3 separate regions of the Homo sapiens genome follow, and all the other regions are linked to region 2. A link is a contact called in ENCODE Hi-C or POLR2A ChIA-PET data. All regions are on one chromosome and are shown on one strand. The core of a region is the stretch at or near the end of the contact, and the rest is flanking DNA. Distances in the headings are between cores, read along the strand shown. Region 1 overlaps SAG (S-antigen visual arrestin). Region 2 holds the start of UGT1A5 (UDP glucuronosyltransferase family 1 member A5). Region 3 overlaps ATG16L1 (autophagy related 16 like 1).

Region 1 (3,521 bases), core at 292-2,791, 380 kb after region 2:
CGAGGATCCCCTAAAGGCAGAACAGAGCCCAATCTTGGCAGAAAGGAGGCAGTGAGTGGTGGTTCTTTCCTGTCTCCCTCCCTTGTAGACCTACAGTTTGAATCTGTTTTGAATAACAGTAATAGTTTCTCCTAAAGTTGCCTTTTAAATATTCCCATATAGGCCAGGTGCGGTGGCTCACGCCTGTAATTTCAGCACTTTGGGAGGCTGAGGCAAGCAGATCACCTGAGGTCAGGAGTTTGAGACCAGCCTGGCCAACAGGTGAAACCCTGTCTCTACTAAAAATACAAAATCAGCCAGGCACGGTGGCTCACTCCTGTAATCCCAGCACTTTGGGAGGCCGAGGTGGGCAGATCACCTGAGGTCAGGAGTTCGAGACCAGCCTGGCTAACATGGTGAAACCCCATTTCTAATAAAAATACAAAAAATTAGCCAGGGGTGGTGGCGTGTGCCTGTAATCCCAGCTACTCAGGAGGCTGAGGCAGGAGAATCACTTGAACCCAGGAGGCAAAGGTTGCAGTGAGTCAAGATCGCGCCATTGCACTCCTGCTTGGGCAACAAGAGCAAAACTCCGTCTCAAAAAAAAAAAAAAATACAAAATTAGCTGGGCTTGGTGGCGGGCTCCTGTAATTCCAGCTACTTGGGAGACTGAGTCAGGAGAATGGCTCGAACCTGGGTGGTGGAGGTTGCAGTGAGCTGAGATCTCACCACTGCACTCCAGCCTGGGCAACAGAGTGAGACTCCATCTCAAAAAAATCTATCTATTACCTTATATTATCTTAAGGAATCAGTTGTCTTTCATCATTCCCCTACCCTAACCTTCCTCTAACCCTGATAATATTTTTTACATACAACGGTGCTTAGAACATGCCAGCAAGGCAAAGAGTTAAGACCTGGTCGAGCTATCCTCTCGGGGGGCTGGAGGTGGGAGATCATCGCCCCCCACTCCAAGCCATGTATTAAATGAATCTATTTGACTTTGTGGCACACAGCAAAGCTGGGCAGGTCTCTCAGGCCAGCATAAAGGAACCATGGCAGGATTCTCATTTGTTTTTGATTCTAACAAAGGGGAAAAGTCATTCACAACAACAGGCTAAGAACAGATATATTCTAATCCAGTTGTCACTGGTATAAGATTTCAATTTGAGATCAAAAGATAGGGAATCCTAGCCTGGGCTGACAGTTCATTTGACCATCTTCTGGGAGGTGGAAATAGTACCAAATTCCTAACAATTCATTCCAAGGATAAATAGAAAAAGCCAGCTGATCCCATGGTGACATTTCTGTCTTTATTTCTCTCCTCTGCGTCATTCTTTGGCTTGCATTAATCCTCAGAACTCCTGTAAGATGGGCACAGAGGGGTGTGGTAGATGCAGAGCTAAGATGCTAACTTTCTGTGCAGCCCTCGAAGGGAGAAAGAGGAAGGAAGTGGAAGGCTGGCGAGCTAGCTGAACATTCTAGTTCCTTCTTCAGCAATAAACGGCGAGAAACTTGACACAGAAGGCTGAGACGCCCAGGAAACGGAAACCCCAACAGCTACTCACTGCGCTTCCTCCATAGCCACGGGCTTGACGTAATAATCACTCGAGTAGAGAACCACATTGGCCACCTGTTCCACTGCAAGGGGAAGACGGGAGTCCGGTGGTCAGCACTGGTCCCCCAACACGTGCACTTTCCCTGCGGCCTCCCAGGGTACACGCTGGTCTCTCCTCTCTGATGATGGTTTCCCTCCACTTCCAAGGCTAGGCTTTCTCAGCCCTCAGCTTCAAGGCTGGGGTTTTGAAGTCCTGTCTCCAGGCCATTTCTGGTCACCCATAACCTGCTCTGTATCAACTCCCACCCATGTCCCCTAAGGCTGCAGCTCCTGGGAGACCCCTCCTTTCCCCTGCTCAGCCCTTTCTAACATCCTCCATCTTACTTCATGAACATTGTCCTTCCTGTCCTCCAAGAGACTAGCTAGAGGCAGTACAGGACTGGTTGGTGGGTGGAACGTGGTGGATAGGAAGGTGGGCCTGGAGCCAGGCTGTTTGGGTGCCAATCTTGGCTTAGCCACTAACTGTGGGGTGAATTATTTATCTATTCTAAGCCTCAGTTTCCCCATCAGTAAAATGGGGGTAATAATTGCATCTAACTCATAGGGACGTTGTGATGATTAAAAAGATGACTTTTAATCACCTTTAAAATTAAGCTTGAGGATTTTTTTAAAAAATAAAGGCAGGGTCTCCCTATATTGCCCAGGCTGGTCTTGAACTCCTGGGCTCAAGGGATCCTCCCACCTTGGCCTCCCAAAGTACTGGGATTACAGGCGTGAACCACTGCACTCAGCCAAAGTTTGAGGATAAAGAAACAATTTGTGCAAGGCATGCAGTACAGTGCCCAGCCTATAGAAAGCAATTAATATTTTGTTTTTAAAAAGTTAACAGCTATCCGGGTGCAGTGGCTCACACCGGTAATCCCAGCACTTTGGGAGGCTGAGGCGGATGGATCACCTGAGGTCAGGGGTTTGAAACCAGCCTGGCCAACATGGCGAAATCCCCATCTCTACTGAAAATACAAAATTAGCCAGGCAAAATTGGTGCACGCCTGTAATCCCAGCTACTTGGGAGGCTGAGGCAGGAGAATGGCTTGAACCCAGGAGCTGGAGGTTGCAGTGAGCCGAGATCACACCACTGCACTCCAGCCTGGGTGACAGAGGGAGACTGTGAAAGAAAGGGAGGAAGGAAGGAAGGAAGGAAGGAAGGAAGGAAGGAAGGAAGGAAGGAAGGAAGGAAGGAAGGAAGGGAGGGAGGGAAAAGTCTAGAATTCCTTAGTCTGCACGCATCAGGATTTCTGACCCTCATCTGTGATGACTCACAGGGAAAAGTGGTATATGACACCTAGGGCCACTGCTCACCCTGGCTTGCCCGGGAGAGCCCATTTTAGGACTGGAAGTTCCACATCCTCAGTCCTGGGCCCTGGGACAGTCACCCCAAGATGCATAAGTCTAACTTTGTCTTGGTCATTGAATGTTTGAGTTAAAAAGTGAACTTAGAGGTTACCCTCACAGGTCATTCCATCATGTCTTCCTCATGAAAGAGCCAAATAAGACCATTATATAAGACCCCCTGTGCTTTGATGCTTTTTGAGCTTAGTTAATGTGTGGGAACAACAGGCAGAAGGCACCTCCCCTGTAGGATATGGGAAGGTCAGCCATGACATGATGGCCATTTGAGCCGAGACAGTCACACTTCACCATTTACAAAGCGCTTCCATGTGGGACCTCCTTCAAGCCACACAAAGCCTGGGAAGGTAGACAAGGAGCCCCTGCTGTGGATGCCAGCTGGGATCACAGAGCCCACAGCATGAGTCCACAAATTAGGCCTCACCCACAACAATGTGCTGCATCTGTCAACCACAATGAGCACTGTGGGGCCCTCCAGGAAGGCATAACCATGGAAAGAGATCACTTGCCAGGAATTTTGTTCCAAGACAAAAACCAGCCGTAAGTGGGCAGGAAGTTGAATGAGATAACTTGTAAGGCC
Region 2 (3,425 bases), core at 795-3,294:
GAGCCAAGATCCCACCACTGCACTCCAGACTGGGTGACAGAGCAAGACTCCATCTCAAAAGATAGAAAAATTTAAAAGATAGAATTTTAGTTTTATCCATGGAATATTTATAAACATTCACCATATTGTTGTCACTAACTACATATGAATATTGAGCACTTGAAATGTGGCTATTCCAAATTGAGATATACTGTAAGTGTCAAATATATGCTAGATTTTGAAGACTTAACAACAAAAAAAGCTACGTTAAACAGTTCACATGTTGAAAGGATAATATTTGGGATACATCTGGTTAAATAAAATGCATTATTCACATTAATTTTAGTGGTTTCTTTTTGCTGGTGTTTAACATGCCCACTAGAAAAGTTTAAATTATGTATGTGGTTTACATGATATTTCTATTGGACACTTCGGTATTAGACCATGAAGTTAACCTAGTAAGAATTTTTTTTAAGTAGTGTCTTCACAAGAAACATTCTCCTATTACAATCCAACACTCCCTCTCTGGAAACTGAACTCTGTGTTTCATTCTCTGATCACAGACATCCATTGCACCTACATTGGCCCAATTCCACTGAACTGAGTCAACTTCTTTGAAACCTCTACTTCCTCTGAGTGCTTAGGTCTCCTGTGGTCACCTCTCTATCTTTTGCAAGATGGGACCACTAAAAATTGTCACGTCAACAATTGTAAATTTCTATTCCTTCCTCCTTTCTACTGAAAATCTTGCCAGCAAGATTGGATGGATCAGTTCTCAGTGTAGTGTCCCTGCTCCTGCCCAGCTGAAGCACATCCACAGCCATGAAGATGGTGCTTTTACAAACGAACAGTCTCCGTGAGTCACACCACTCTTGCCCATCCTTTGACAGATCCTCGTCCCTGCCTCTCCTTCCTCTCAGTGGCCATTGAAACCCTGAACTGCACTACCATTGACCCTTTAAAAGTTTATCTCACTGAAGACTATTACAACAATGAGAAGCAGAAATGAAATCTTTGGAAAGATAAGTAGATATGGAAGCACTTGTAAGTAAATACATTTTTTAAAAAGTGTTTTGCCTGGAACATTGATTGGATAAAGGCACCAATACAGACCTGAGATAGTGGCTTCCCGTTGGCACAGTTGATGCCCCCAATGAAGACCATGTTGGGCATGATCGGCCTGGGGTAATCCATCACAAAGTCCCCTCGGAACAGCCACACAGATGCATGGCTGACAAGATCCACCACTGACACCTCTCTCTGAAAAAGCTCAGAGGCAAGGCTTGCATAAGGAGCAGAAACAGCATGGCAAAGGTAGGACAGGGCCAGAGGGTAGAGCATGTTCTTGACCCTTTGCAGGAATGTCATGTGGTCTGAATTGGTCGTTAGTAATCTAGGAATATAGGAGGAAGGGTTTGGACACTGTGTGCCCTTAAAGTCTAAATCACATGGAATGTTCCTCAAGAAAAACACAGCAGGAATCGACAGGTACTTAGCCAGCACCGCCGCGCAGAGGTGAAAGGGGTCTGTTAGAACCACATCAAAGGAAGTAGCATGCAGGTGCCTGATCAGGGCCTCATTATGCAGTAGCTCCACACAAGACCTATGTATGATCAAAGACATATTGTTCATAATTGCCATTCTTCTAGAAAATTTCATCAGAAGATGTTCTGTTTCAAAGAACGATTGAGTGTGACCCAGCAAAAGGCGATCAAATTCGTCCTGGGTCCATGAAATGGCATACGTTGTCAGGGTGAAAAAGTTCTCTTCTTTGATGTACATATTCACCTCCAGGGTGAGGACCACCACCTGGTGGCCTCTCGCATGGAGGTCCCGCAAGGCCTCCCGCATGCTGAGCCAGTGGCTGCCATCAGTGGGCACCACCAGCACCTTCCCACTCTCAGCCCAGGGCTGGACACTGAGGAGAAGCAGCAGTCCTGTGGCCAGCTGCGGCAGGGGAACCTGGAGTCCTGTGGCCATCTCAGCAGAAGCCACCGACAGCTGACTGTCCACCCCACGTTGTGCCTCCTAGAATTGTTTCCTTCGTCTTAATTACCTTGTCACTGAGACACCTAGCAAATCAACATGTAATTGAAGACAGAGTGCCCTCCTCCAGTTACTTATTACCCGTTAATCTATAATTGTCTTGCATTATGGGCCCCACCCTGGGAAAGACCGATCACTCCTATCTTGAAAAACTCATCTGACCTTGCGCTCGCTCTGGGGAACATCCAAGTTCAAGCTCTTGTTTCTCATTCAATTCCCAACACAAGGCTGTGAACCCCCATTTCATGTCACTGTCTCCTACTTCTCTCTTAACCACGTTTATCAGGCTGCAGCTGAGGTCTGAGGAGTCACCATTGCCCTAGTCCCCAACCATATGGTCTCTGCTGGATGTGACCCTATTTGCTAACTCTTAATACTCTTTCTTCCCACATATGGGTAACACAGCACATCCAAAATGCAGACAACATTGCTAAGCCAGCTTTCTTTAAACAGGGAGTGGGGAGGCTGGCTATCTGGTTTTGGTCGTTTTTCACACCAGGATATTTCTTGTAAAGCTCAAAGAGGACTCTCTCTGAAGTGGCTGTCAATATAAAAAAAGCTGCAGGGAGGCTGAGCTCAAGATGTGATGATCAGATTCTTGGAAAGGCTTTGTTGAGGATTCTCCATCTACACCATGGAAGAAGAGGTGCTGCTGTCTAAAGCACACATGTGCAAGACAACCCTAGCAAAGACCCATGGTGGGTTCAGGGAGCTCCTGCTCACCAAGGGACCGGGGGAGCTGGAGCCTGGCCTCAGATCTTGCACAGTCTGAATTCCTCTTCTGAATGCTGAAGGCTCCAGTCTTCTGCAAGTCTGCTTAGAGACTGAAGTGTCCATTCATCCAGGCCTTTATTTCATCCTGAAGATTATGGTCAGGCTTTTTTCCAAGTCAATCCAGCACCAAGTTCTGATAAGAATGGTTCCTCCAGAACAGAATAATTTGTGGGGGCTCTAGTTCAAATTTCAAAATGGAGAATTAAACGTGTGCCTTTCTAATGGAGAGACCCTGAGCACTCACAATGGTCTCACGCCCATGAGACTCGTCCTGCTCCAGAAAGTCACTCATACTTGTGCTTGGCAAGATTGCTGACGCCTCCTTGTCCTGGTCGCCCCAGGATGATGTGGGCAGGCTCTCTGGGCTGTGCACACTTTCTATCTCACTTCCTCTGTGTCTACATGCCTGGCCGTGTCTGCCATTGCTGGTGAAGCTGAGGCTTCCCTTAGGGAGGAAGTTACCCCCATTAGAAATCCACATTGATAATAGATTCCACCTTTGGACAGAACCCATGGGACAGGCAGCGAATGGAGCTGTCCACCAGAGGGCGCAGGCAGGAAGGCACAGAGAAGGCAGGCCTGCAAGGGCTTTGGGAACTCTCCAGGGGAGGATGATTCCCGGGGAG
Region 3 (3,628 bases), core at 144-2,643, 440 kb after region 2:
ATTCTTGGCCAGGATGTAGAAGGGAATAAAAGGCAGGTCGAAAGAAAAAGGACAAGGCTGTGCTTTATTTTCTTGATTGGCTTTCCCAGGGATCTAGGTTTGCGAGAGTCACCTGTGCCCATACAAGGAAGAGAGGAGAACTGCAAAGACAGGAACTGCAAATATGAGCTGAGCCTTTGACAATGTCCTGTTGAAAATAGAATTTTATGGTTTTAAGTACTTGCAACTGTGCTTAGGCCCGGGACCACAAGAAAACACTAGCATTTGCTAAGTTATCAAAACCTTTCAAAGATGTATGTCCTCTGACCCAGAAACTCCTTAGGGAAGCATAGAGATTAAGGAGAGGCCTTAGGCCGGGCTCGGTGGCTCATGCCTGTAATTTCAGCACTTTGGGAGGCCAAGGCGGGCAGATCACCTGAAGTCAGGAGTTCGAGACCAGCCTGACCAACATGGAGAAACCCCATCTCTACTAAAAATACAAAATTAGCTGGGCGTGGTGGCGCATGCCTGTAATCCCAGCTACTTGGGAGGCTGAGGCAGGAGAGTCGCTTAAACCTGGGAGGCGGAGGTTGCAGTGAGCTGAGATTGCACCATTGCACTCCAGCCTGGGCCACAAGAGTGAAACTCCATCTCAAAATAAAATAAAATACAAAATAAAATAACAGGCTTTTACAGCCCTGTGTTTGCATCCTACCTCGGCCCCTTCCTGTATGATCTTGGGCAGGATGCTCAACCTGTCTAAATTATCCCAGTCAACCCGGTTATGCAAATGACACTTTTATAAGCTGTTATTCTGAAGAAACCAAATCTCATTTCCAGGTCAACTATTTATTTACTTTGTGGCTTGGGAAAATACAACTGAGATTAATCTTCCACATCTGAGAGTGCAGACACACACGTACCCTACATATCTAAAGCAAAGGCATGATATGGGAACCTTTGTTTCTTTGTAAATTAAGACGTTAGTTGGTGAATGACTCCTAGTTGAATTTAAACCCCTCCACTTACAGGGAAGCAACCAACATTTTAAAAAATAGTGGATCAAAACTCTAAAACTATATTCCAAAACACATTTCAATAGAAAAGAAACATCCTAGAGCGAAGGAAACTCTTTTCTACCACTATGAAAGCTTCAAATCTCAGAGAAGATACCCCACCTTAACTTGTAGGCAGATTAGGAAAAGCTCCAGAACTAGTTTGATTCCTTTTGTTCCAAGAGATCTTAGTTTTCGCTTAAGTTTCCACTTTAAGTTACAAACCAAAGGGAGCAAGGAGGGAAAAAACAAACAAAACAACAACAACAAAAACCCCACCGCATTACATGGCAGGCACAATTAAGAGGCAGAAAACTGATCGTTCAAAGTGTCAACAGGAAACAGTGAGGCAGTAACGGGTACTGAGTGCAGGAAGTTAGAATTCACATTCACAGCTGATGAACACAAACTTTTTGGAAGGTTATTTGGTGATGTTCCAAAAGCTTTGACCCATCAAATTTTATTTTCAATAATCTATCTCAAGTAAGTAATCAGAAATAGGGTCAAAGGCCGTATCAGTACATGATTTGTGAGAAATTAGAAGCCAGCAAAATACAATTAAAATGATATATGGATGTTAGTTCTGAGTGGTGGAAGAACTGTATGTTTTCATTTTCTTCCTTTAACATTTTTCTTTCTAAAATCTGTAAGATGATTTTACAGAAATAAAAACATTAGAAGCTATGATCACACCACTGCACTCCAGCCTGGGCAACAGAGCAAGACCCTGTCTCAAAAAAAACCAAACAAAAAAAAAAATAAAAACAAAACTTTTAAGAGAGCCAAATTTTCAGAAACACAGTTTTGATTCATTTATCTTTACTTACTGTTCGACTGGTAGAGGTTCCTTTGCTGCTTCTGCAAGCTCTTTCTGCAGCCGGGCTTGCCGCCTCCTGTTGGGAAAAAAAAAAAAAAAGCCCACCATTTATGTCTGCTTAAGAAAGCACGGGGTTTGGGCTCTCTAGAAGCCACCAGTTCTAATAACACATTCAGTGCATGTAAAATAACAACTACCCTGAGCAAAATACTCAAAAGTCACAAGCCCAAACTCATAACATCAGTAAGGCTCCCCTTTTAAAGGGTTTCAGAGTAAAGCCTAGAAGAGAGATAGGCCACATTATTAGAGAAAGCAGTGAACTGGCAAAGGAGGAGGCCTGCCTTCTGGGACCAAGGGTATCTTAGGATAGACACATGCCTCAGGCTCACTGAGGGTTAGTCATGGTTGTGACTTAAGTTTTCTGCAGCAAATAGTCTTACACGGGTTGAGCATCCATTACTCGAAATGTTTGGGACTACCAGTGTTTCAGATTTCGAATTTTCTCAGATTTTGAAGTTTTGCATAAACATGATATAAATCTTGAGGACAGGATCCAGGTCTAAATATGAAATTCAGTTGAAATTAATGGTAAATCGGAAATCTGAAGTGCTCCAATGAGTACTTCCTTTGAGTGTCATGTTGGCACTCAAGAAGTTTCAGATTCTGGAGCATTGTGGAGTTTGGGATATGGGATGCTCAACCTGCATTAACACACCCACAGCCTGATTACTAACAGTGAAGATTTACTTAGGACTTCCCCTTACCTGACATTGTTAATTACTTTACAGACTTTAACTCATTTAAGCCTTATAACAACCTTTTGAGGTAAATATCATTATTGCCATTTATAAATGAGGAAACTGAGGTATAGTGAGATTCTTGAAATGTCAAAGTTTACATAACATTAGTAACTTTAATTTACTAAAGCTTGACATAGAAGTCTTGGCTGTGACAAATTTTTAACATGGTCAAAGTCTCATCCACTAACTCCCCTTCTCAGAATCATTTTTGTCTCTCATTCAAGTCCTAAATTCAGAAACTCCCTAACTCCTAACCCTGACCTTACTCTCTCTTCTTTGATAAATTTCACTTCTAACTATGGCTATGCCTGCTAGGTGGAGGACCCCTAATGTAGAACTCTAGCAATGCTACTGAGCTGCAATCAAGAATTCTGCTGAAATTTCTCGTAAGTTTTTACCACGGTGGTAATTCTCAAAATGAAGGAAAGTCCTCTAGGCAGTATAGCAGAATCTTGGGAAGGGATGTGGGTATAGCTTAAAAAGTGCATTACACTCTTGATTTTATACCTGGAAGATGAAAAATAAGTTTTACAGGGCAAATTACCAAAAATACAATTTATCCAAATTGTCTTAGCTGGTAGAGACAACTGTGAACTAACTCTCTTTGAGGAAAAACCAGAATCTCGGTATAAGGTGTGTGAGTACCACTACTCTATGATTAAAGCACTTGTTGACTGTCTGAAATCTACTTTCTATAACTTCAGGTCCCAGTTCTGCAAGGTGGAGATAAAAACTTGACTTAGGGTCACAGGGAGAGGAAAACACCACCTGTTATCAGGGATTCATCACTATAGCTGAAAGGAAAGGTCTTTAATAGCTCAAACAGAGTCTCTCTCTGTCACCCAGGCTGGAGGGCAGTGACATCATCTCGGCTCACTGCAATCTCCGCTTCCTGTGTTCAAGCGATTCTCCTGTCTCAGCCTCCTGAGTAGCCGGGATTACAGCCACCTGCCACTACATCCAGCTAATTTTTGTGT

What was found. Hi-C counts contacts between places; a loop is a spot of excess contacts on that map. ChIA-PET counts read pairs that join two places held with the same protein, here RNA polymerase II (POLR2A). Pooled maps may share reads with other maps.
Region 1: a loop to region 2 is called in a pooled map, with 2.8 times the contacts of the local background. The contact joins the enhancer-like site here to the promoter of UGT1A5 in region 2. A Hi-C loop is called at or near these places in 1 of 37 single-sample maps with no recorded cell type and 2 of 50 pooled maps. POLR2A ChIA-PET finds 5 or more read pairs at or near these places in 1 of 52 experiments (HEK293).
Region 3: a pooled map shows a loop between it and region 2 (4-fold over the local background). The contact joins the enhancer-like site here to the promoter of UGT1A5 in region 2. A Hi-C loop is called at or near these places in 2 of 168 maps with a recorded cell type or tissue (IMR-90 and colonic mucosa), 3 of 37 single-sample maps with no recorded cell type and 6 of 50 pooled maps.

What each region holds. Positions count from the first base shown.
Region 1 is chr2:233,329,736-233,333,256 of GRCh38, reverse strand. It overlaps SAG (S-antigen visual arrestin), which reads right to left. Exons shown (of 16, transcript NM_000541.5): 10 at 1,545-1,617. Among named protein-coding and RNA genes, the nearest start is that of DGKD, 23 kb to the left of the region's middle. RefSeq lists an enhancer at 2,998-3,521. Within about 2 kb of position 1,541, at least 19 of the 41 ENCODE cell types and tissues checked have a DNase peak (open chromatin) inside an H3K27ac peak, as active enhancers do.
Region 2 is chr2:233,711,526-233,714,950 of GRCh38, reverse strand. It overlaps UGT1A5 (UDP glucuronosyltransferase family 1 member A5), which reads right to left and starts at 2,044. Exons shown (of 5, transcript NM_019078.2): 1 at 1,093-2,044. The coding sequence starts at 1,959. The region is part of intron 1 of UGT1A8 (UDP glucuronosyltransferase family 1 member A8); the gene reads right to left. The region is part of intron 1 of UGT1A10 (UDP glucuronosyltransferase family 1 member A10); the gene reads right to left. All of the region lies in intron 1 of UGT1A9 (UDP glucuronosyltransferase family 1 member A9), which reads right to left. It also overlaps UGT1A7, UGT1A6 and UGT1A. RefSeq lists enhancers at 1,340-1,840, 1,841-2,341.
Region 3 is chr2:233,268,301-233,271,928 of GRCh38, reverse strand. ATG16L1 (autophagy related 16 like 1) reads right to left here. Exons shown (of 18, transcript NM_030803.7): 6 at 1,862-1,927. Among named protein-coding and RNA genes, the nearest start is that of ATG16L1, 18 kb to the right of the region's middle. Within about 2 kb of position 1,393, at least 6 of the 41 ENCODE cell types and tissues checked have a DNase peak (open chromatin) inside an H3K27ac peak, as active enhancers do.